3 separate regions of the Homo sapiens genome follow, and regions 2 and 3 are each linked to region 1. Evidence: chromatin loops called from intact Hi-C (ENCODE). Cell type or tissue: chondrocyte. All regions are shown on one strand. Links, peaks and the distances in the headings refer to the core of each region. The heading gives the core; the rest is flanking DNA. Region 1 holds the start of CYP27C1 (cytochrome P450 family 27 subfamily C member 1). Region 2 overlaps BIN1 (bridging integrator 1). Region 3 holds the start of LOC124908047 (translation initiation factor IF-2-like).

Evidence for each region. Peaks named below come from ENCODE experiments on the same cell type or tissue, not always from the same donor. Only the 100,000 strongest peaks of a DNase experiment are listed, where the experiment ranks them.
Region 2: it touches region 1 in a loop (4-fold over the local background); 2 of 110 quality-filtered maps call a loop at or near these places.
Region 3: it touches region 1 in a loop (2.7-fold over the local background); 3 of 110 quality-filtered maps call a loop at or near these places.

Annotation. Positions count from the first base shown.
Region 1 is chr2:127,213,741-127,224,011 of GRCh38, reverse strand. CYP27C1 (cytochrome P450 family 27 subfamily C member 1) reads left to right here and starts at 3,713. Exons shown (of 9, transcript NM_001367502.1): 1 at 3,713-4,023. The coding sequence starts at 3,742. In chondrocyte, for the core only: no CTCF peak of the experiment used is centred there; DNase peaks (open chromatin) are centred at 4,678 and 5,901.
Region 2 is chr2:127,062,043-127,067,042 of GRCh38, reverse strand. BIN1 (bridging integrator 1) reads left to right here. Exons shown (of 19, transcript NM_139343.3): 8 at 3,025-3,110; 9 at 3,397-3,472; 10 at 4,846-4,928. Among named protein-coding and RNA genes, the nearest start is that of BIN1, 43 kb to the left of the region's middle. RefSeq lists a silencer at 1,789-2,257 and enhancers at 1,976-2,270, 1,392-2,591, 2,120-2,945, 4,396-5,000. In chondrocyte, for the core only: CTCF peaks have their summits at 2,065 and 2,269; a DNase peak (open chromatin) is centred at 2,126.
Region 3 is chr2:127,407,245-127,417,515 of GRCh38, reverse strand. LOC124908047 (translation initiation factor IF-2-like) reads left to right here and starts at 7,162. Exons shown (of 3, transcript XM_047446883.1): 1 at 7,162-7,220; 2 at 8,757-9,382; 3 at 10,015-10,271. The coding sequence starts at 7,162. The coding sequence ends at 10,046. RefSeq lists enhancers at 926-985, 1,366-2,128, 6,302-6,351, 6,492-6,691 and a silencer at 9,069-9,508. In chondrocyte, for the core only: no CTCF peak of the experiment used is centred there; no DNase peak of the experiment used is centred there.

The DNA of each region.
Region 1 (10,271 bases), core at 2,809-7,808:
CCATGGCACAAGTATACCTATGTAACAAACCTGCACGATCTGCACATATATCCCACAACTTAAAGTATAATTAAAAAAAAAAAAAGCCTTAGGCTTAATATCATTAGAGCTTGAGGCAAATTTCAAGAACTACTATCTTTGTTTATTTATTTAATTATGGAAACTAGCTTCAGACATCAGCAGAGATGATATCCTAAGACACAGGAGAGCGGGGGAGCTGCAGGGAGCTCCAGAGAAGCCTGTCTCCATGTGTGTTTAAATCTTTCTTCCCCCTGTCTTTCTCTGTATTCTTCCTTCTCCTCTTCCTTCCTTTCTTTACTGCAGTCTTTTCCTTAATTAGCCTTCATAGAGAACCAGCTGCCTTTAAAATCATTGTTTACCTATATTGAACAGTTTAATATATGATTATTTAACAACCATCAATCATTGTTTATCTATATTGAATAGTTTCACGTCCAGAATGGAATGAATTGACTTCTACATATGCGGTCCTTTAATGATTTCTTAAGGACCAGTAGCCCTCTGCAAAACTTTAAAAGCCTCTCCTAGAGCAAGGCGATTGTGCCATTCTTCATCCTCTGCTGGCTAGCCGTGTTGCCACCCACTTCTGCCTGCTAAACGGCTCCTTTCCTCAATCCCTGCCTGAGTGCTACTTCCTTCAGGAGGACTTTCTTTTGCACTGCTCCATCCTACCCTATAACTAGATGTGATCGCTTCTTGCCACAAATTCCAATCATATTCAGTCCAGTTTTGTGACACTTATAGTAATCTGGCTTGTATTTGTGTACCTGTTTTATTCTTCAAATAGGTTATGGCCTCCTAAAGGCAGGATCAAAGTCTTACTGAGTACTTTGCAGCTATCATGCCTTATAATTAAGAGTTGCAAGGGCCGAGTGCAGTGGCTCAAGCCTGTAATCCCAGCACTTTGGGAGGCTGAGGCAGGCGGATCACGAGGTCAGGAGATCGAGACCATCCTGGCTAACACAGTGAAACCCTGTCTCTACTAAAAATACAAAAGATTAGCCGGGCGTGGTGGCGGGTGCCTGTAGTCACAGCTACTCCAGAGGCTGAGGCAGGAGAATGGCGTGAACCTGGGAGGCGGAGCTTGCAGTGAGCCAAGATTGCTCCACTGCACTCCTGCCTGGGCGACAGAGCCAGACTCCGTCTCAATAAATAAATAAATAAGAGTTGCTGAGTACTTATTAATCAAATTCTTTTCTTTTTTTACAGACAGGGTCTTGCTCTGTTGCCCAGGCTGGAGCACAGTGGCATGATAATGGCTCACTGAAGTCTTGACTTTCTGGGCTCAAGCAATCCTCCTGCCTCAGCCTCCTGAGTAGCTGGGACTATAGGCACACACCACCACACCCAGCTAATTTTTTTATTTTTATTTTTTGTAGTATCCAGGTCTTGCTATGTTGCCCAGGCTGGTCTTGAACTCCTGGGCTGAAGCAATCCTCCTGCTGTGGCCTCCAAAATTGTTGGGATTACAGGCGTGAGCCACCGCACCTGGTGTTATTAATCAAATTCTGTAAGTTGAGTAACTATAGCCTTCTTTGCGTCACTTACGTGATACTTCAATTATTCAAATGCAGTGTAGATTTTACAGAGTTGTAAAGGTATAAACTACTCATTAAAAATAAAATATTTAGCTGAGCCGGTGGCCTGCACCTGTAATGCCAGTTACTCAGGGGGAGGATCGCTTGAGCCCAGGAGTTCAAGGGCAGCCTGGGCAACATAGTGAGACCCAGTGTCTAAAAAATAAAATAAAATATTTTTATCTGGGCATGGTGGCATGTGCCCGTACTCCCAGCTCCTTGGGAGGCTGAGGTTGGAGATGGCTTGAGCCCAGAAGTTGGAAGGTGTAGTGCCCAGAAGTTGGAAGGTGTAGTGCCCAGTGATAGTGCCTGTGTATAGCCACTGCACTCCAGCCTGGGCAACACTGCCAGACCCCTCTCTGCTCTTTTTTTTTTTTTTTTTGACGGAGTCTCGCTCTGTCGCCCAGGCTGCAGTGCAGTGGCAAGATCTCGGCTCACTGCAAGCTCCACCTCCCGGGTTCACGCCATTCTCCTGCCTCAGCCTCCCGAGTAGCTGGGACTACAGGCGCCCACCACCACGCCAGGCTAATTTTTTTGTACTTTTAGTAGAGACGGGGTTTCACCGTGTTAGCCAGGATGGTCTCGATCTCCTGACCTCGTGATCCGCCTGCCTCGGCCTCCCAAAGTGCTGGGATTACAGGCGTGAGCCACCGCGCCCGGCCTGCTCTTTTTTGTTGTTGTTGTTGAGATGGAGTCTTGCTGTCACCCAGGCTGGAGTGCAATGGCGAGATCAGCTCACTGCAACCTCCACTTCCTGGGTTCAAACGATTCTCCTGCCTTAGCCTCCCGAGTAGCTGGGATTACAGGCGCGTGCCACCACGCCTGGCTAATTTTTTATATTTTTAGTAGAGATGGGGTTTCACCATGTTGGCCAGGCTGGTCTCGAACTCCTGAACTCAAGTAATCCGTCCACCTCGGCCTCTCAAAGTTCTGGGACTACAGGCCTGAACCTCCCTCTCTGCTCTTAAAAAATAAATGTTGGCCGGGCGCGGCAGCATTTTTTTTTTTTCAAGATTACAGCGTCAGTAATCCCAGCTACTCGGGAGGCTGAGGTAAGAGGATCGCTAGGACCCTGGGGGCGGAGGTTGCTGAGCCGAAATCGCGCCATTACACTCCAGCTTTGGTGACAGAGCGAGACTGTCTCAAAAAAAAAAAAAAAAAAAAAAAAAATGCTTAGTAACAATACGTTGTAAACGGAAAAAAATCTTATTTTTTACGTTTAGATGCATGAGTACCAACGGTATGAAATCTTCAAATAATGTAACTCAGCGAGCAGTTTAACTACTGACTAGGAAAAAGTTCCCTTCCTTGAAACCACATGGCACACCTCTGGCCTTTCCCGTGCTCCATCCCTCCCTGTGCGGCCACTTCTTTGTGCAGCCAGGCACTGGGCTCTGAGTCTAGGTTGGCGGACTCCTCTCCTCGCCTCGGCATGGAGGTGGCTTCTCTTCCCCAAGCCTTGTGCAACAGGACCCGTCCTTGTGAGGGACCAGATAAACGCCCCATGCTCAAAGTCGCTCACCCTCACCTAGTCCTCACTGCTTCCAATGGTGTGCGGAATAAAAGCGATGAGCCCGAGGAAAGCCATCGTAAACGACTGTGATTGTCTTTAAGAAAGCTTGTGGCAAGATAATAATGTGGTCATTTTACAACAGTAGGAACTACATGCAAAATCGTCTCACTTTTTTCCCCCCCTTTGAAAGTTGAGTTACAATAATTTAAGTTGAAACCATAAAGAACTGCTTCTAAAATGCAAAAAAGACCAAAGATTTCTTCAGTATACCTTCAGTAGTCATTTCGAAGGACGGTAATAATTTACAAGATCCCCGTAGACTTTTCTTTTTTTGGCCATGGTTGGAAGTGGGGTTGACCTTAAAACTTGGTGGTTTCAAGGAACGCTTAAGTGTGAATTAATATGATGTGAAGAAATAATAATAGCCTCATTCTCTTGCAGTCTAATCACAGCCTTTTCCCCAGCCCCAGGGGAGGGAGCCTTTAATAAGGGTCTGTGTAAACTGACGCCCCGGCGGCAGGAGTACGGAGAAGCACTGCTCTGACAAGTTAAGACGCAGGAAACAGCAACCCAAAGAGCAGCCCCCGAAACAAAGTTGCTCAGACAAACAAGCCGATGCAGACGAGCGCCATGGCCCTGCTGGCGCGGATCCTGAGAGCCGGGCTGCGGCCGGCGCCCGAGCGGGGTGGGCTCCTGGGCGGCGGGGCCCCGCGGCGGCCTCAACCCGCGGGCGCACGGCTCCCGGCGGGGGCGCGGGCCGAGGACAAAGGCGCCGGGCGGCCGGGGTCGCCGCCGGGAGGGGGCCGAGCCGAGGGTCCCCGGAGCCTCGCCGCCATGCCGGGGCCGAGGACCCTCGCCAACCTGGCGGAGTTCTTCTGCAGGGACGGCTTCAGCCGCATCCACGAGATCCAGGTAGCGCGCGCCGCCCCGGGAGGGAGCCAGCCCGGGCTGCTGCCCAGAAGGCTGACGGCGCGGGCGGGAGGGCGCCAGGGAGGGGCGCGGGGTTGGGGAGTCCCAGGGAGGGGCGGCGGGCAGGGATCCCCGGGCACTGGGCGCCGCGGTGGGTTGGGGGAGCTGGACTGGGGTTGTCCGGTTAAGGTTCGCAGGAAGGGGCGCTGGGGAGAGGACGCCGGAAAGGCGATCCGGGGTGGAGGAGGCAGGAACCGGGAGCGGGGCGGGGGCGTTGGGGAGGGGTCTTCGGGAAGCGGACCCCGGAGAGGGGCAGCAGGCAGAGGGAGCTGAGGAACGGGGCCAGAAAGGAACGGCTGGGAAGAGGCGGGGGAAATGGGTGTCTCGGGAGGTGGCGGCAGGGAGGGGTCCCCTGGAGGGGCCCCAGCCGGGACCCCTGGGGAGGAGGTAGCGGGGAGGGGAGTCAGGGATGGAGTTTCGGAGAGTGGTAGCCCGAGAGAGGCGGCGGGCAGGGTCTCCAGGGACTGGTCCCGGGGAGGGACCCAGGCAGGGATTGCCTGGTTGGGGAACCTGGGGAGGGGGCGCCGCGAAGGGAAACCAGGAATGGGACTGCGGGGAGGGCACCAGGGCTGAGGTCCCGGAGGAGGAGACTTGGGGAGGGGCAGCGGGCGCCTGGTGGACGCCGCCGGGGCCTGGGAGTGGAGAGCTGGCGGGACCCGCGGAGTTGGGGCTGAGGGGGGCTGCTGCCTGGGGCCGGCCCGAGGGGAGCGCTAGGTTCCCTAGCTCCTCTAGGCTCTGCGGAGCTCGGTGTCCTTAGGTGGCCGAGACCGTGTGTATTCATTTCTAGTCCTTTTTGTATTTTGTAATGGCGGGGGAAGAGGGGACGGAGGCTCGGAGGCTCGGGGTGCCGTAGGCTCTAAGCCGGAGTTGGGGGCGACACCTGGAGTTCGCGCCGGGACTGGAGGCAGGGACGTGGGAGGAACCCAGGGGTCCCAGCCACCCGCTAGGGCGTTGGGGCCGGCGAATTCCGCACGCTTCCCACTTGGAGCCTGAGTGCTGTCCTTCCCACGCCCACCTCCGTTGCGCCCTTCGTGGCAGGGGCACTGCACCCGAGCCGCGGCGGCGCCCTCCGATGCCTTCGCCCATCGTCCGCCTCCCCGGGTGCCCGGCCCAGCACGCACTGTTATTTCTGGTATGGGGGCTTTTGGTGTCTTCCGAGAACGCCCCCTTCTCCTCCCACCCAGGCCTGTCCTTCTGCCCAGAGTTCCGGTCTTTCGAGACCCTTCTCCATCGAAGCCTCTTCTAACTACCCACCTGGGCTTCAGTCATTCATTCGTTCCATCAGCCATTCAGTCAATGAACGTGAGGGAGAAGCCCCAACCCTCATTAATGGAAAAACGGGCGTGCGAGGAGCAATTTTAATTCGGCCGGGAATTAAAATTTAATTTAATTTTAATGCCAGGAAGTCCCAACCGTCCCTCCTCAAGTCCGCCACGCCAACCCTATACAGTTCCAAACCGCCACCCCCACCCCAATGCTTAGAGGGCTCAAAAATGATTTTCTTTGTAGGATCTGATAAGATATCAGGATGGCAACTTTCAAATACAGTAAAAAGTGTTTTGTTATTTGCTGTTGATGGGTTCAATACAGCCTGCTTTCTGAAGTGTAATTTAATTTTTCTTTTATCCGCCCCTACTGCCATCTGCTTTTATCCTCATACCTCACCCAGAGTTTGTTCCATGGGCACAGGTTTCTTTGAGACGGACCGTGTTAAAGCCTGTATCCAGTCAGGATGTGTGGCAGTTCAGATGGGTATTTTCCATTCACCCGCCCCTGCCGCCAGCCCTCACCCTGAGCTCAGCCCCTCCTGCCCACTGCTCAGACAGCTTCCTTCACCACACCCAGGGCCCTGGGGCACGGAGCAGAGAGTCACAACTGACTCACTTGCTGCCTTCTCACCAAGCGCACACAGGACCTGGAGAGTAAAAGAAATAAAGGAAAAAGTTCTTTCCCTTTACTCTCCAGGTGGCACTACCCCAACCCTCAAATATGGTACTTGTGGGGACTCTCACCTTCCTGCAGCCCCTCTGAGGACTCCCAATTTCGAACACATGGTTCTAGAAAAACCCTCTCTTCCCGCTCTCCAGGTTGCTCATTGTTCTGTGGCCCATCACATCCAGTTCACTTGCGCTCCCCTTGCAATCACAGAATGTTAGCTAAACAAGGGCTCTTAGTGTTCACCTACATAGCTCACCTCTCATTTTACAGATGGAAAGAGTTGGGTGGTTACCTAAGCGACTTGCCTAAGGTCAGGCAGCTGGTGATTGGCAGAGTAGAAATCATAATTTGGGTCACTAGATGCTATTTAGGGTGTGGTAGAGCAGCAGGATGGCCGAAACAGGAGTCATGTCCTCCAATGCTGGCCCTCTGCAGCCACCTGTGGAGCCTTGGGCTAGTCACTCATTCTCTCTGCACCTCAGTTTTCTCATCCGTAAAGGAGATTAGCAATCGCCATTCCTCTCATGGGTTATGATAAGGTCAAATGAGCTTAGTGTTATGAAACTGTAATAATAACAAATAATAACGATCAGTATTTCTAGAACTCTTTTCATGTGCCAGGCACAGTTTCAAGTCTTACGTGAAACTTATTTCTCCATTTTTTGGGTGAGGAAACTGAGGCATAGTGGGACCTAACTTCCAAAGGTTATTCAGCTAGTAAACTGTGAGCCCAGATTCAAACTCCAGAGTCTGTGCTCTTAACATCCAAGCAAACTCTAAGTACTGTGCCTGACTGTATAGTTCCATGGCCCACCACCAGAAAGTGATGAAAACTATCTGTATCATTTCTACCTCCAGTTCCCTTGTGCTGATTGTACCCAATTCAGTAGCTGGATTTGCTTGAGGAGTGGCCCATTTCCCAGTAGTTCTTGTTACCAGTCATTCCTTCAGTGGGCCCCTTTAGAGACCTGAACTCTTTGGGGGCCACTTATTTGTTAGGCAGAAGTGACCCCTTGGAGATGGACTCATTCCAGTTTAGTCTGAATGTCTTCATTTTCAGGTCTCCAGAAGGAGTGAGTATAAGAGTAGAGAAATGACAGTGCTCCTGGCCCACTGTTTCTGAGATTGAGAGCTGGAGTGGTGAGAAAGCTGGGCAGATACCAAAGAGAGTCTTAGTAACTTTCCCCAGCCCAGCCCTGTCTGTGTCATGCTGAGCCATGTTAGAGGCTCATCACTTTTGTGTTTTAACTGAATAATTTAGTCTATTTACATTTATTGTGATTTCTTTTTATGCAGGGAGTAACAGCTTTCTTAAGATATAATTAACATATCATATAATTCATCCATTTGAAGTATACAACCATCACCGCAGTCAACTTGTAGAACATTTTCATGACCTCAAAAAGAAATCCCATATCCATCAGCTATCACCCCCAACTCTCCTATTCCCCCTGCTTTAAGCAACCACCAAGCTACTTTCTGTATCTATAGATTGGCCTATTCTGGACATGTCATAAGTGGAATCATGTAATATGTGGTCTTTTATGGGTGGTTTCTTTCACTTTAAACATTTCAGTATAATGTTTTTAAGGTTCACTCATGTTGTAGCATGTATCAGTACCTCATTCTTTTTATGGACAAATAATATTGCAGCGTATGACTATACCACATTTTGCTTATCCATTCATCAGTTCATAGACATTTGGATTGTTTCCACCTTTTAGCCGTAATGAATAATGCTGCTGTGAATTTTTGTGTGTAAGGTTTTGTGTAGACATGTGTTTTCATTTCTCTTGGATATGTATCTAGGAGTGGAACTGTTGGGTCAAATAGTAATTCTATATTTAACCTTTTGAAGAACTGCCAGACTGTTTTCCAGAGTATCTGCACCATTTTACATCCCCACCATTATCATAAGAGGGTTCTGATTTTTCTACATCCCTGTCAACATTTGTTATTACTTGTCCTTTTGATTATGGCCATTCTAGTGGGTGCGAAGTGCTATCTCTCCCTGATGACTGATGATGTTGAGCATATTTTCATGTGCTTATTTACCATTTGTATATCTTCTTTGGAGAAATATCCATTGAAATCCTTTGTCCAGTTTTTAATTGGGTTCTTTTCTCTCTTCTTCCTTCCTCCCTCCCTCCCTCTCTCTCTCCCTCCCTCCCTTCCTCTACTGATTTGTAAGTTTCTATATATTCTGGGTACAAGTCCCTTATCAGATATGTGCTTTGCAAATATTTTCTCCATCCGAAGGTTGTTTTTGCTTTTTATTTTTACATTTTATTTTTATTTTTTAATGAGACAGGGTCTTGCTATGTTGCCTAGGCTGGGCTCAAGCAATCCACCTGCCTTGGCCTCCCAGAGTGCTAGGATTACATGCCTGAGCCATTATGGCCGGCCTTGTTTTCACTTTCTTAATAGTGTTCTTTAAAGCATAAAAGTTTTAAATTTTGATGAAGTCCTATTATCGATTTTTTTCTTTTGTTACTTGCACTTTAGGGATCATATCTTAAGACATTATGCCAAACCCAGGGTCATGAAGATTTACCCTTATGTTTTCTTCTAAGAGTTTATAGTTTTAGCATTTACATTTAGAGCTTTGATCCATTTTGAGATAATTTTTTTATATAGTGTGAGAAAAAGGTAAAAATTGATTCTTTGCTTGTGGCTATCCAGTTGTCCCTGTGCCATTTGTTTAAGAGACTATTAAATCCTTTTCCTATTGAAAGATCTTGGAACTCTTGATGAAAATCAGTTGACCATAGATGTTTGAGTCTTAAATCTAAGCCAATGATTATGCCATTACTGCACTGTCTTGGTTACTGTAGCTTTGTACTAAGTCTTTTTTTTTTTTTTTTTGAGATGGAGTCTCACTCTGTCGCCCAGGCATGAGTGCGGTGGTGCGATCTCAGCTCACTGCAAGCTCCGCCTCCCGGGTTCACGCCGTTCTCCTGCCTCAGCCTCCCGAGTAGCTGGGACTACAGGCGCCCGCCACCATGCCTGGCTAATTTTTTTGTATTTTTAGTAGAGACGGGGTTTCCTCGTGTTAGCCAGGATGGTCTAGATCTCCTGACCTCGTGATCTGCCCACCTCGGCCTCCCAGAGTGCTGGGATTACAGGCGTGAGCCACTGCGCCCGGCCTGTACTAAGTCTTTTTTTTTTTAATTTCCTCTAAAAAAAAAAAAACCAAAAAAAAAAAAAAAAACAAAAAACGGATACATGTGCAGAACATGCAGGTTTGTTACATAGGTGTACGTGCACCATGGTGGTTTGCTGCACCTATTGACCCATCTAAGTTTCCTCCCCTCAACCCCCACCCCAGCAGGCCCTGGTGTATGTTATTCCCCTATCTGTGTTCATGTGTTCTCAATATTCAACTCCCACTTATGAATAAGAACATGCAGTATTTGGTTTTCTGTTCCTGTGTTAGTTTGCTGAGGATGATTGCTTCCAGCTTCATCCATGTCCCTGCAAAGGACATGATCTCATTCCTTTTTATGACTGCATAGCATTCCATGGTGTATATGTGCCACATTTTCTTTAACCAGTCTATCGTTAATGGGCATTTGGGTTGGTTCCATGTCCTTGCTACTGTAAATAGCGCTGCTGTAAAAATATGTGTGCATGTGTTTTTATAGTAGAATGACTTATATTCCTTTGGGTATATACCCAGGAATGGGATTGCTGGGTCAAATGGTATTTCTGGTTCTAGATCCTTGAGGAATCACCATACTGTCTTCCACAATGGTTTAACTAATTTACATTCCCACCAACAGTGTAAAAGTGTTTCAGTTTCTCCACAGCCTTGCCAGCATCTATTCCTGACTTTTTAGTAATCACCATTCTGACTGGTGTGAGATGGTATCTCATTGTGGTTTTGATTTGCATTTCTCTGATGATCAGTGATGTATACATTATACATTGAGCTTTTTTTCATGTTTGTTGTCTACATAAATGTCTTCTTTTGAGAGGTGTCTGTTTATATTCTTTGCCCAATTTTTGATGGGGCCATTTGTTTTTTTCTTGTAAATTTGTTCAATTTCCTTGTAAATTCCAGCTATTAGACCTTTGTCAGATGGGTAGATTGCAAAAACTTTCTCCCATTCTGTAGGTTGCCTGTTCACTCCAATGATAGTTTCTTTTGCTGTGCAGGAACTCTTTAATTTGATTCTAGTTGTCAATTTTGGCTTTTGTTGCAATTGCTTTTGGTGTCTTCATCAGGAAATCTTTGCAGATGCCTGTGTTCT
Region 2 (5,000 bases), core at 1-5,000, 150 kb after region 1:
CTGGAGTGCAGTGGTGTGATCATGACTCACTGCAGCCTTGACTTCCCCAACTCAAGCAATCCTTCTGCCTCAGCCTCCCGAGTAGCTGGGACCACAGGCACGCATTGCCGTGCCTGGCTAATCTTTACGTTTTTTGTAGAGACTGTGCCTCATTATGTTGCCCAGGCTGGTCTTGAACTCCTGGGGCTGAGCGATCCACCTGCCTCGGCCTCCCAAAGTGCTGGGATTACAGGCCTGAGCCACTGCTCCTGGCCTGGCTGTCCAGTTTCTCACCTGATCTGCTGCCTGATTTATTTTAGGCCAAGGCTGACTTTGGAGACACTGAGTGTTGACAGCCTCATCCTGAGGTCAGGGTGCCCATGGGGAACCAGGGGCTGGGGGTGATGCCTAGGGGGACTTCAGTAGGCCTGAGACTTCATCTGCCTCTGGAGGTAGAGGAGGAACCAGGGGCTGGAGTGGGTATGCCCTGCCAGTCAGTTCAGCACTTGGGCTAGAAGGGAATGGGACTACTGACGGAGGGCCCGGGTTTCTGAATAATTTTCCCTGAAACAGGTGAAACATTTTTTTGTGGATGGGAGAACCTCTTAGGAGGCTATGGGGCCTGCCCACTGCTTTTGGGCTCCTGGGACAGGTGTGGTTGGGATTATGCTGGGAGGGCCTGCCTCCACGCCCACCCTGGGGGAGCAGCGAGAGGGTGAGGCAGGTGATCACACCTTTGGGTGCTGGGCTGTGGGTGTTTCACATTTTGGCCAAACTAGCTGTCCCATTTGGGTCCCATCTTTATTTGAGCACATCCTCCTTGTCCCCAGCCCACTCATACCTGGCTGGAGGCTGGAGAGCCTTTGGAGTGGCCTGTGGGCAGCTGGCTGGCTGTGAGATGGCACAGCTGGGACTCCGGGGCTGCCCTGCTTGGGAACTTGACTTTGGGGAGATAGTGCATCCTCTCTAGGCTGCACCAGGGGGCTGGCCGGCTCCATGCAGACCCTGGGCTAGTTCTGAGCTGCTCTCCACACCTGCCTCAGCGTCCTGAATGCTGTCCTCGGGACCCCGGGCCCATGTGACTCTGCTCTTCCCCACTGTTAGCTTCAGTGGAGCTGGGGTGGGGGCACTCTCTCCTCATGGCAGACAGCCCTCACCTTACTCCCTGCCCCTTCCACATGCTTCCTAAAGAGCCAGAATATGAGGAATGTCACCCAAAGGGAATACAAGACACGGGTCCTGACTTCCAGGAACTCAAGCGGAACTGTCCCCGCTCTTGCTCTCGGCAGCGTTGCTGAGCGGTGAGAGCACGGCTGGGTGCAGATGTTCCCACAGACAAGCTGCGGTGCTGTCTTCACTGCTGTCCCCACCGTTGCCATCTGGGGAGTTGTGGGGGTGGTGGCTGCATCCTCATGGAGAGGGGGTCCTAGTGGGTACAGGAGCCGGGTGGTCCAGGCAGGTTCTTACGGAATGTGGGACTTTAGACCCACTGTTGGCAGTTGAGGGCAGGGGGTATGTGTGATGGTGCTCAGCTCACAACAGTACCCCTAGGACTCACTCATTTTATGAGTTCCATAGAACCATGGTTGGCAGCCCCCCTGCCAGGTAATGGGACACCCAGGGGAGTAGGGCAGGGATGGCCCAGCCATAGCCTGGAGACGGAGGAGGGGCAGTATTCCCCTCCTGGTGTGGGGTGCCCAGGGTCCCTGGATCCAAGAGAGGTGTGCATGTTGGAATAGACATTCTTCCCCACCCCCCGCTCCCCATTCTGCCTTTAAATTTTTATTAGATTCTGAAAAGCCAGGCAAGGAGCCCACGCCCACTCTAGCGAGTAGCTGGAGGTAACCTTTCAGAAGCCATGGTGGCCCCTCCTCCAGTCCCAACCCAAGTCACTGGGCCTAGGGGCTGACCTGGGCTAGTCCTGGTGTCTGAGGCTGGATGGGACAGCTGGCTGGGCTTGGGGCAATCGTGTGCTTTGTGGTTAAGTGGCCTTCCGGCCATCTGGCTGCCTTTGCCAGAAGGCGGCCCAGCCTGGGCCCCAGCCCCGGCCTGAGAACGTGAGGCTGCTGGCGGGAAGTTTCCCTAGGCGGGGCCTGACACTTTCCTGGGCTGTGACTCAGACCCCGAATCCCTGAGTCACTCTCGCCGGCAGTGTCCTCCCGCAGTGAGCCAGCACAGCCCCTTCCCTGGGCGGGCTGGGCACCGGGCAGGGTCTGTGACTCACCTGCTGCCCGCAGTCCCTTCCCCAGCACTCTGTGGCCGTGTGATGGGGCCTGAGCACCACTGCCTGGTGGGTGTGAGTGCCTGGAGGATGCAGGGCCTGCCCTGGGGAAGGTGTGGGCTAGGAGTGGGACCAGGCACAGCCCAGCTGCCTGGCTGCCTCCTCCCTGGCCCTGCACCCTCCTCTAGGGTCCCCCTGACATTCCTAGAGGTGCCTGAGTGGCTGCCTCTGGTCTCCCTCTGGTGGGGACAGGTCCCAGGAGAGGGCTTTGTGGGAAGGACCATCCCTGGGAGGTGAAGTGAAGGCTGGTGGCTGAGGCTGCCAGGAGCTGGCCCTCAGAAATGGGGAGGGAGCACTCAGGGGCGGGGGCAATTGGGGGCAGCGACAGATGCTGCCCTGAGAGCCAGAAGGCAGTGGCAGGGCTGGCACCTAGCCTGAGGAGGTTCATTGTGGAAGTGGGCAGGGTCCCCACTTGGCTGGGTCTGGGGTCTGCCTCTGTGCATGTCCCGTGTCCAGCTCGCCAAGCCCCAGGCTTGCCCCTCTTGTTGTGCCCTACTCCACGCTCACTGCCCTCCCGGCCACGTGGGCCTCTCTTTGGCAACGGCTGCTCAGCCCTCCCTTTCCCAGATGTCCTCAGGGTCCTGGAGGGCTGCAGGGGGAGGTCGCCAGCATGGGTGTCCACATCCAGTTCAGCCTCTGTCTTGCCCGGAGCCCTGGTCCCAGCGCACTGGCCAAGAGGGGTGGGCAGGAGGTGGGAGGACTGGCCATGGGGCTGGGCTGGCTGGGACGCCCAACAGAGGGGAATGACCCGTGCTGCCCCCCAGGCCGAGGAGGAGCTCATCAAAGCCCAGAAGGTGTTTGAGGAGATGAATGTGGATCTGCAGGAGGAGCTGCCGTCCCTGTGGAACAGGTGAGGCCCAGCACGGTGCCCAGCCTGCGTGGGGCAGTGTCCAGTCTGCGTGCTGCGGTGCCCAGTCTGCGTGCTGTGGTGCCCAGCCTGCGTGCTGCGGTGTCCAGTCTGCGTGCTGCGGTGCCCAGCCTGTGTGCTGCAGTGTCCAGCCTGAGTGCTGCGGTGCCTGGGCCCTCTCTGGTTTGTGCCTCTGATGAGCGTGTGTGGTCGCTCGTGGGTGGGTATTTCTGAGTTGCTGTCCTGACCTGCCTGTTCACCTGGCCCCCATCCTTCCGCCCTTCTGTAGCCGCGTAGGTTTCTACGTCAACACGTTCCAGAGCATCGCGGGCCTGGAGGAAAACTTCCACAAGGAGATGAGCAAGGTAGGCCATGGGGACCCCTCTGAGGGGCCACACCCCACCCTGGCCGAGGGTCAGAGTCAGAGTCGTGGGAGGGGCAGCCTGAACTCCTCCTTCCCTGCCAGGTTCAGCACACACCGGTGACCACAGGGCTCCCTCCCGGCCCTGTGGAACAGCCCCCTTCAGGAGTGCCTGGGCCCAGGAGGGCAGCAGGGCATGCTGGGGAGGCTTTGAGAGTGTCCTGGGTCCTTGCCTGGGTAGACCACCTGAGAATGTAGACCAGGCCCTCTCAAACTGTGAATGTGTTCTCTAGCAACCTTGGCCCAGGGAGTGCAGTGTTAGACAATGGTGGCAGTTTCTCAATTTGTAGGAAAAAATTACTAGCATTTTCTCAATTTTAATTTTTCTCCCATGCTTTTGAGACATTTAAATAGGCCTGTTTCGTCTGCGTGAATCCACTGTGCGACAGGGTCTGGTCTGATTAGCGTACCTTTCTCTCTTGTGTTATTTTCATTTTAACCTATCTGGCAACTAAAACGCAAAGCTGTTGAACTTTGCAGTTGGAGAGACCCAGGGCTGGCACCCCCGCCCCCAGTGGTGGGTCTGACTTTGTCTCTTGGGCCCAGATGGATGAAGTGATGATGGTGGATTCCAGGCCCAGGGTCGGAGGAGGAAAAGCAGCTTGGGGCCTCCCCTGACTCACACTTCTAAGTACGGTTTCCTGCCTTTTAGACTTTCTCTTTCCTTCTTAACTTTTCCTTTTTCCCTTCGAAGATTGGAGACAACTTACGAAAAGTTTAAAAAATAGAGAAAGGTGTTTCAGAGAAGGAACATTTATATAAAATTAGTCTGTAAAAATATATGCCACAGAACATAGTTGTTTATAAATAGGATGAAGATTCGGCTCTGAGCTCCCTAGTGGCCAAATCAAAGAGAGGAATATTCTCAGTAATGAGAATCACCGTGTGTGAGGAATAAACCTCCGCTCGTGCCTGTGCTTTCAGTGAAATATCTGGCAGTTGTAGTGTGGTCTGAAAGCATCTTGGCAAAATGACCTTAACAATTAAGATTAATGGTCTGCCAAAACAAGTTTTAAGAGAAAAATGTAAAAACAGTGCAAGCTCTATGTGGCATTTTAGGATATCCCTATAAGTAGGAGGGGAAAAGATGGCTTCCAGAGACAGCAGGCATTAGTGATATAGCCCACTTGCCCCGTTTTGTTGCCCCCTTGGTTTTTCGGGGTTTGGTGTGCTAGTTCCTTGCTCTCACAGATGGGGAAAGAGGAGCTTGTTCCTGGCAGGGGCTGGGGGTGGTGGGGAGAAGCAGAGGTGTTTGGGGAAGGTGGGGCCGTTTGGTGGCCTTGGAGGCCCCCCACCTCCTCACTGTCTCTCCTGCAGCTCAACCAGAACCTCAATGATGTGCTGGTCGGCCTGGAGAAGCAACACGGGAGCAACACCTTCACGGTCAAGGCCCAGCCCAGGTGCGTGCGGGGAGAGCCCTGGCGCCCCTGACTGTGTGCACGGCAGGGGCAGGGCTCCTTCCTGTGACCCTG
Region 3 (10,271 bases), core at 2,889-7,888, 190 kb before region 1:
TCTCCAAGTCTGCACCTCTAAACGGGGCATGTGACCCTGCCTCGCTGGCTTCCATTGATTGCACAGGGAAGTCACCAACCCAGGGGATTGATCAGAGGAGTAGGGTCTCACACTGTCAGTACACCATAAGTACCAGACTCGGAAGATTGAGGCCAGGTCCTGGGCATCCATGTTTACGCTTAAAGCAGAGGAAGCTGATGAGAAGGAAGATGCAGGTGTGCAGAGGGGGACTGAGGCCACGGACACCTAGAGAGTCCCAGGGAGCAGCGGAAGGAGGCCCCTGCCTCCTTATGATTGGTGGCACATCCTGGCTTCGGGTGCAGGAGGGTCCCCATGCCCTCCTAAAACCCTATTCCTCCTGAAGTTTCTTTAAATTGGCTGGAACAGCTTGTGTTGATTGTAACCAGATGCCTCCTGCTGAGGCACCACACCATGCTGGGCTGTGGTGGTACCAGGCCCTCCTAGAGGAACAGGGTAAAACTCTAACACTCTAACAAGTCAGGCCCACCTTGCCCAGGGGCAGGTACACATAGGAAATGCTTACAGAATTCAGAGGAGAGGGCAATCAGTACAAGCTGGCATAGCCAGGGGAGGCTGCCTGTAGGAGGTGACACTTCAGCTGGACATCAAAGAGCAGACAGGAGGAAAGACATCCCCCCCAACCCCACCCCAGGTTGGGAGACAGTGGGGAGACACAGAACACAAGCAGTCAGGAGGTGCTAGGAGGGGTGGAGGTGGAGAGGAGGTGGAGGGTGAGGCAATGGATTTTGAAATCGAGACTATGAGAAGTGGAGAACCAGGAGCTGTTTGTGACAGGCTGTGGCAGCTGCCTAGAAAAGCAGAGACAAGCTTCTGGGAACTCAGACAGGAAGCATGAAGACCCCATGCACAACCACAGAAGGCACCAGCTTGTATGTCCCTGTTTGCTTCAGGCGTCGCCCCCGCAAGTCTGCAGAGATCACTGCCCTCTGCTTTGCCTTCCAGGTGCAAGATGTTGTGGGTATTCTTTTGGCGCCGCTTCCCTTCCCCACCAACTTCTCGCCCTCTACTCCTCCCCACCCCAGCACAGGCAGCCGCTCCAGGGCAAGTCTATGCAGGCTCCACACACTGATTCTGACCTGCATAAATGGACTCTGCCCGGGGCACCCATGTCCAAACCAGCCCAGGTGCCCAAAGCACCGGCACCGGTACGAGCCAGGGCGGCTGCAATGCTCCCAAGTGCCCAGTGCTGGGGGTTGGGGGTGCCACGGCTTGGCAGGCTGCCCAGAGGGCGGAAGGGTCCTCTGCAGAGCTCTGCACGCCTGTCGGCCGACGGGGACTCTGCACGGCGGGCTGCGTCACGGCCGCCTCATCGGCTGGCAGCGCAGGAAACCCCGTCACCTTCTCGAGGTAGGGACAGTCCTGCCGCCAGCCGTTCCTGCGATCCCAGGGTCTCTGCAGTTACACCTGGTTCCAGCCGGGGGCGCCGCGCCGCACCGCTCCTGCGGAGGAGCCAGGCGCCCTTCACAGGCGCGGCCTCACCCGCTTTACTTGTCAGGTGTGAGTCGCCCCACGTGCACCCGAACGCGGTCAGGTCCACCCAGGAAGCCGGAGCAGGACTTTGGGCAGCGAGCTCGCTGTGAGTTAGAGAGCAGAGGGACACCTGTGGCTAAGGAATTCGCTGCATGGATGAAGACCCAAGCAAAGGAGCTAGAACCAAATGTGTGTGGGGCAAGGCCAGCCACAACTACCGGAGCAGGCGGGGTTCCAAAGCCCTCAGCTCTGGAGTCACGTTCCCACGGCCTTAAACCTCCGCTAGCCTTTTTCTGACAGGGGGATTTAACTTCCCTGTGTCTCAATGTCCACATTTGTAAAATGGGGTCAGCGTCCGTCTCAGGTGACTGTTATAAGGGTCACGTTAAATCTTTTATTAATTTTTTAATTAAAAAAGTTTTGAAACAGGGTCTCTCTGGCTCTGTCACCCAGGCTGGAGTGCAGTGGCGGGATCACAGCTCTCTGCGGCCTAGATCTCCTGGGCTCAAGCGATTCTTCTGTTTCAGCCACCTCAGTAGCTGGGATCACAGGCCCGTGCCACCACGCCCAGCTGATTTTTAAAAATTTTTAGGAGAGAGGAGGTCTTGCTGTGTTGCTCTAGAACTCCTGACCTCAAGTGATCCTCCCTCCTCAGCCTGCCAAAGTGCTGAGATTACAGGCGGGAGCCACTGTGCCTGGCCTTATTTTTAAGTATTTTATACAAAGTGGACATGGCCTGGGACTTAACAGGACTTCCCACAGGCCTGGGAAGGTCAGGGAGGGGCCGACTAGGAGGGGAAGGGGTCAAGGACAGCTGCTGCTGTGTGGAAGCTCAGACTGCACAGATCCGTTGTACAGATTAGGGCTGATCATTCAGTCAGCCCTAACCTGTACAACACTCCCCACCCCTTGCGTTTTGGCCCTGGCTCTGCCAATAGATGCCAGAAACCCAACTTGAGCTCACTCTGCTGAACAGTGATGAGAGATGGGCTGGTGGTCAGGGCTGACGGGACTAAGGTTCCTTCTCACCCCATGCCACTCCCCTGTGTGGGCATTGCCCATTCTCCATTCTCTCTGCAGGGACGCTGTGCTGCTCAGCCCACCCCAGGCAGGGCAGGGAGGACAGACACTAGAGAGGCTCCCGGGAGCTCCCTGGTAAGAAGTGGAGTGGGATGGATGCAGTCCAACGTCTCTCTCTTTTGTTGTTGTCAGGTTATTGTGGTATAATTTACACACAGGGAAACTCACACTTTAAAAATGTACAGTTCTGCTTGTTTTGACAAATGTATGTTATAGTGCATCCACCACCACATCATGATATACACATTTTCATCACCCTCAGAAATTCTGTGTTCCACCCCAACTCTTGGCAACCACTGATTGGATTTCTATCTCTATAATCTGCATTTTCTAGAATAGCATATAAAGGGAATCCTACAGCACATATATATATTTTTTTGAGTTGGTGTCTTGCTCTCTTGCCCAGGCTGGAGTGCAGTGGTGTGATCTCAGCTCGCTGCAATCTCCACCTCCTGGGTTCAAGTGATTCTCCTGCCTCAGCCTCCTGAGTAGCTGGAATTACAGGCACACGCCACCACACCTGCCTAATTTTTGTATTTTTTAGTTTCACCATGTTGGCCAGGCTAGTCTTGAATTCCTGACCGCAAGTGATCCGCCCACCTCAGCCTCCCAAAGTGCTGGGATTATAGGCGTGAGCCACCGTGCCCAACCAGTACATAGCTTTTTAAGACTACCTTCTTTCACTCAGCATAAAGCTTTTGAGATTTATTCATGTGGAATTCTATATCAGTACTTTATTTCTTTTTATTGCTGACTGGGCTCCATTATATAGATGTGCCACAATCTGTTATCCATTTGCCAGTTCTTGGCTATCATTAAATTAAGCTGCTAGAACATTTATGTATAGGTCCTTGTGTGGGCATATGTTTTCATTTCTCTTGGGTAATATCTAGGAATAAGATTGCTGAGTCATGTGGTGAGTACGTGTTTACTTTTGGGAAAAAAAAATAAAGTCAAACTTTTCCAGAGTGGTGGTGGCATTTTGCATTCCCACCAAGCAATGTCTGAGTGTTCCTGTTGCTCTGCATCCTCACCAGCATTTGGTGTTGTCGGTTGTTTTTTAATTTTAATTTTCAATTTTTAGCCTTCTTAATAGATGTGTAGTGGTATCTCATTGTAGCTTTAATTTTCATTTCCCTCTTCTCTGGTGATTTTGAGCATCTTTTCCTGTGCTAATTTGCTATTTATATCTTCTTTGGTGAAGTGCCAGTTTAAGTCTTTGGGCTGTTTTTTGTTTGTTTCTTTGTTTTTGAGGGTTTTTTAAATTGAGTTTTTAGAATTTGTATGTATCCTAGTAACAAGCCCTTTGTCAGCTAAGTATTTTGCAAAAATTTCCTCTCAGTCTGTGACTTGTCTTTTATACTTAACAGTGTCTTTTAATGAACAGATGTTTGTAATTTTGATGAAGTCCAATTATCAACATTTTCTTTTATGATTCGTGCTTTTGTGTCCTACCAAAGAACACTGCCTTATTCAAGGTCACAAAGGCTTTCTCTTATGTTTTCTTCTAGAAGCTTTATGGTTTTTCACTCTTACATTTACATCTCTGACCCATTTTGAATTCGTTAATTTTGGTATATGGTGTGAGGTAGGGGCCAAGAATCATTCTTTAAAATATATGGAGATCTAGTTGTCACAGTCCCATTTCTTGCAAACACTATCCTTTCTCCCATTGAATTGCTTTGGTGCTTTGTTGAAATCAATTGACCGTATATGCATACATCTACTTCTGGACTCTATTTTGTTCTGTTAATCTATCTTTCATTTTTATGCCAACATTATAATGTCTTAATTGCTATTACAAGATTCAAGTAACTCATGAAATCAAGTAGTGTAAGTCCTCCAACTTTGTTCTTATTTTTCAAAATTGTTTTGGCTATTCTAGGTCCTTTCTACTTCTATATAAATTTTAGAACCAATTTCTCAATTTCTAAAAAAAAAATTCCTGGTGAAATCTTGATTTGGATTGAATTGAATCTATAGAACAATTTAGGAATAAAAGACATCTTAATGTTGAGTCTTCTCATCTATTAGCATGGTATTTCTCTACATTTATTCAGCTCTTTGTTAATTTCTCTCTCCAATGTTTAATTGTTTTCAGGTATAGGTCTTGAACATATTTTGTTAAATTTATCCCTACTTATTTCATGTTTTAAAAATGTTATTGTAAGTGGCATTTTAAAAATTTGAACTTACAATTGTTTGTTGCTAGTGTTTATAAATACAATTGACTTTTTAAATTGAGACATTATTTCTTGATTCTATAAACATGATAAGATGATCAACTATCCCATTTGTCTGGGATTGTACCATTTTTAACACTAAAAGTCCTAAAGAAGAAGCCAAAAAGTTAAAGGGAAGTAAACTCTCCCTTGGGAAGAGAAAAGTCGAGGTTTTCAGTGATTGATACAGGAGATTAGGGGAAAGGTATAAAACCCACATGGCAACCCCAGAAACAGAGGCCGAAGGCAACACTGGTTTTAGTGCCAAATGGGCACATCACCTTCCTTAGTGTCTGTTGCTGAGGACAACCACCATGATTTGTAGTACACCATAGTGGATCATCCATTATTATGTCACTCCTTGTGATGTAACTTAAGCGCGCTATAATCTTGAACGTGACCATCCACTTTGCCTGCGGATTAATTGTTGTGCTTTGTATTGAGACACTGCTAGTTTAATTTTAGCATGGTGACTACTGAGGCCATGTTTTCTTAAGCATTCAGGTGATGAAAATGAGGAAATGGTGTTGCAATATCAATGCCCGCGTGACCCAAATGGCCATGTTATTTTAACGACAGGAGGAGTGACACAGACAACTGGATGAGGGAGGTAAAGAATCAAAACAAGGGATACTGCGCAATAAGCAGAGAGAATTCGGGGTTGGGCATGGTGGAAGAAGGGACTGTAGAGACTGCCTCACAAGTCCTCAGTGAGATAGGCAAGTATGTCCACATTAACCAAAAAGCTTTTTGTCTCCACAAAAGACACCAATTGAAAATAGTGGCTGCTGAATTAGCTAGGGCAAACTACAAAAATGAATTTGTGTGATTGTGCTGCTCCTTTGATTGTTTTTTGAAACTGAGTAGGGGCACATTTCCTCATTTACAGGCTGTAACTGAAATATCACGTGGGTGAACAAAGGGAGAAATGTCGATGGCAGCTGTGTTGACCCTTTACAACATGCAGCGGATTCTGCCAGATCCCACCAACAATCATGCTTTCTACAGTAACCAAGTGCTGCATCCAATCATGGCAATGAAAAACAGTTCTCCTAACTTGTAAATACTTTGATTTGAAAAAATGGAGTTTCAAATCATCCTTTTTATTTCTATGAAGATTTTAATCCACCTGCAGAAAAAAAAAAAGAATGTTGATGCTATCTTGTCCAAATACAAACATGACTTTGCCCATCTGTCTGCCTATTTGGCAGACCGTGCAAATGTAAATTTTTGCAAATTCCATGCAGTCTATGAACGCTTTACCAAAGAAAAGTTAAAAATATTAGCCACGAAGTGTCCTGCACATTTTGTACACATCAGTAAAAAGGGGTGGAGTTTCCTTCCCTGTGATATTGATGCTTTCAAAATGAAAGCTTTTATTTACTTTTCAGTTTCCTCAAAGCATGAAAAAGCACTTAATGAGATTTTTCACATTCCAGAAATGGAAGGAGATGGCCTCCTTTGGACATGTGCCTACACGAGGGCTGTCACTGTTGCCAGGGTAAAAAGGCAGCCTGCCATACAACCATATTTTCAAAGCATGGGACAAGAAGAATGTCCTTGTCTAATTTGGAAATATATTAAGAATGAAAATAGAGAAAAAGATTATGGTTAAACAGTCAAACTGAAATTTATAAGTTCTTCCTCCAAAACTGCCTGATGATCTTTGAGGAGCCCATAAGGGCTCTGGAAAAGCATGAACTGACTGTCCCTGAGTTGTCGATGTTATAGGTAGGTACTGACAAAGCTCATATAATGAAAAATGACTCATTTTTTGGAAACGAAACCAAAATGTCACCAGAAAAGGACAGCCAATTTAAACAAGACTTTCTCACTTCTTTACTAAAACTGTAACTTATTTGGAATTCAACTTCAACTTCAACTTCACAAGTTCAAAGTATCTTTGTGCTTTAAAACTATTTTTCCTGAGAGAAACACAGACAGAGAAGGAGAGAGACAGAGAGAGGTTTAACTTACAGTGACATCCAGTGTGCTCAGAAATGTTCAAAAAGGGCCGGGTGCCATTGCTCACGCCTATAATTCCAGCACTTTGGGAGGCCGAGGTGGGTGGATCAGCTGAGGTCAGGAGTTCGAGACCAACCTGGCCAACATGGCGAACCCTGTCTCTACTAAAAATACAAAAATTAGCCAGGCGTGGTGGCACGCGCCTGTACTCCCAGCTACTTGGGAGGCTGAGGCCGGAGGATCACTTGAACCTGGGTAGTTGAGGTTGCAGTGAGCCGAGATCACGCCACTGTACTCCAGCCAGGGCGACAGAGTAAGACTCCAACTCAAAAAAAAAAAAAAAGTTCAAAAAGGATGGATATCTTAGCCATGGATATCCTACATGATAGATGCAAAAGATGACAAACTGCTGGTTTACCAAAACCAGCCTGCAGATGCAAAGTGAATGGACATCTTTGGACAGCTGGAAACGAATCCCTACAAATCTAAAACCCTGCCGTTGCTTGTAGGTACAATCCTAAGTATTCCATTCTCAAACGCTTTTGTTGAGATAGCAGCTTGAGGCCATCACATTGGACTGACCTCAGGAGTCAGTGTACTGAGGGCTCTCTAAGAGCAGAGCTGCAAGTCAAAGGATTTTCCATTTAACTATATTCAGTTTCATCACTACATCAAGGAAGAACTTCCTACTAAAGGCTGCAGGCAAGGAAATAAAAAGAGTCAAAATATCCTACTATATCATAGGACCAAAATGTCTTTTTTTTTGTAGACGGAGTCTCACTCTTGCCCAGGCTGGAGTGCGGTGGCGTGATCTTGGCTCACTGCAACCTCTACCTCCCAGGTTCAAGCAATCCTCTTGCCTCAGCCTGCTGAGTACCTGGGACTACAGGTGGGTGCCACCACGGGCGACTAATTTTTGTTTTTTTAGTAGAGACAGGGTTTCACCATGTTGGCCAGGCTGGTCTCAAACTCCTGACCTCAAGTGATCGGCCCGCTTCGGCCTCCCAAAGTGCTAGGATTACAGGCATGAGCCACCACGCCCAGCCCGTCATTGTTATTTTTGATTAAATATTAGTAATATCTGTTTAAATACTGCTGTTATATTACATTCACCATTTTAAAAGTCTTACATTTATGTATTTTGATACAAAATTTAAGTATCTAATAATGACTTAAAATAAATTGCTAAATCACAGGACAGGAAGAAACATTATAAAACTATTTTTATATTTTTCTCACACATATTATTTGTTATTAGTCCTATTATTACTAATTGCCACTGTGAACTAATCATATTGTTTTCTTTAAATAATAGCATTTATATAGAAGGTAAAAAATACACAATATGTATATTTCAAATAAGCACCATATGTGTATACTATTTATTTTTTATTTTTTAGAGACAGGGTCTCTCCCTTTGTCTTACAGGCTGGAGTACAGTGGCACCATCACAGCTCACTGCAGCCTGGACCTCCTGGGGCTCAAAGGGTCCTCCCTCCTCAGCCTCCCGAGGTAGCTGGGACTATAGGTGCAGGCCACCACGCTCGGCTAATTTTTTTTCATTTTTGTACAGACGGAGTCTCACTATGTTGGTTGCCTAGGCTGGTCTCAAACTCCTGAGCTCAAGTGATCCTCCGGCCTCAGCCTCCTGAATTGCTGGGATTACAGGCGTGGGCCACCGCTCCCGGCCTACAATAATTTTTAACATGCTATATTATGTTGGCTTTTTTTAAAATCTGGTATGGCTGTGTTCCGGGCTGGATCTCTAAAGTGTGTCGTCGAATACACAGTCTCATCTCCTGTCCGCCTAAGTCTTCTCAGCCCTAGCGCCTAAGGGCCAACTAAGACCTAAGACCCGGTCACTGCCCCCAAGAGGCTCAGTTTGGTGATGAAGCCAGACACAAAACAGACAGAGAGCAAGGTCGAAGGTGCCATGAAATAAGTCGCCCCAGGTGGCTCTGGGCGGGCCTAACCCAGGACAGGCTCTCCAGGAAGACTTCCTGGAGGAGGCGGGCCTCAGCTGGACCGCAGGCGGCCAGGAGGAGCTGGGGGTGGTGGTGGTGGGGGCGAGGGTGAAGGTGGTTGGAGATCGGGGGAGAGTGTGAAGAGGAGGACGAGGCCCGGACCTGGGCCTTTCCAGGCAGGCGGCCCAAACGGATCTACGCAGCCAGCCACCCCTCCCAGCTGGGGTCGGCGCGTCCCCCTCCAGGCCGGTGTGGGGAGAGTCTGGCCGTCTGGAGGCCCGGGGCAGCAGGACTGGGAGAGCCGCGGTCTCCTTCCTGTCCCCTGCTCCCGGCAGACCCGCGTTTCCAGGGCCCTGTCCTTTACCCGGGGCGGCCGTCCTCCCATGCCCAGCCTCTGCGAGGCCACCGCTCCCCGCAGCGCCGGTGTCACGGCCCCACGGAGGGCCAGGAGCCTCCAGGGCGCCCCAGCGGCGGGGTGGACGCTGCCAGGCGGTACCACGGCAGGGCCCGCGCCGCCCATCCCGCGCCACGCCCCCACCTCCGCCGGCACCGTTGCCAGCAGCCCGGCTGCGAGCCCGCCGGCGCCCGGCCACCCGCCCGCTGCGTCGCCTGGCAGCGCGCCTGCAGCTGAGTCAGCCTGTGAGTCAGCGCCCCCTGACCGCGCCGCGTCTGGGCCCGGGAGGGACGCAGACGGCGCGGGCGGGGAGGGGGGAGACGAGGAGGGGGAAGGCGGGAAGGACGCGGAGAGGGGCAGGGGGAAGAGGAGGGGGCGGGGCAGGCAACTCGGAGACGGGGAGAGGTGGTGGGGGAGGAGGAGGAGGAGGCAGCAACTCGGGGAGGGGATGAGGAGAGACAGGAGCAGAAGGAGGGAGGGAGGGCAAGCGGGGAGAGGTAGAGGGGAGGCTACCCAGGAACCAGCTCATGCTCAGAGTGTCTCGAAGTCAGGCCTGCACAAGGTTGCCTGAGGCTCCCAGGAGTGTGGCCTGCAGCCTGGGGCACACTGTCTTGGTGATCCAGGTTTTGGCCTATGGAAAGTCTACACTGTGGCTTAAGGTGGTCCTGTTCAAACTTTATTTCAAAAACCTCAACCCTGTATTTATCTTAAGAAGTACACTTTACATCGCAACAAGGTTCCACAAAACCATATTTCTCCCTATACAGGAATGCAGGGATGCACTCTTTACACTATCTGTTCTGGGTCTTTTTGTTGTTGGTGGTGGTTTTTGATGATGATGATGAAACACTAAACTGATTTTATGATCTATTAATAGGTTGCAACCTGCTGTATGAAGAACACCTTTGAAGGTATCAGACGTATCTGTCTTTTCTCTTAAATACAATGCACAGCAGCAGGAAAGGGCCTGCTCACCTGCTGGCCAGAGGCTTCCTGGCTCTCAGCCTCCTTGACTACTTTTTTTGAGACAGGGTCTTGCAGTGTCACCCAGGCTGGAGTGCAGTGGCGCGAACACGGCTCACTGCCGCCTCAACGTCCCAGGTGCAAGTGATCATCCTGCCTCAGCCTCCCAAG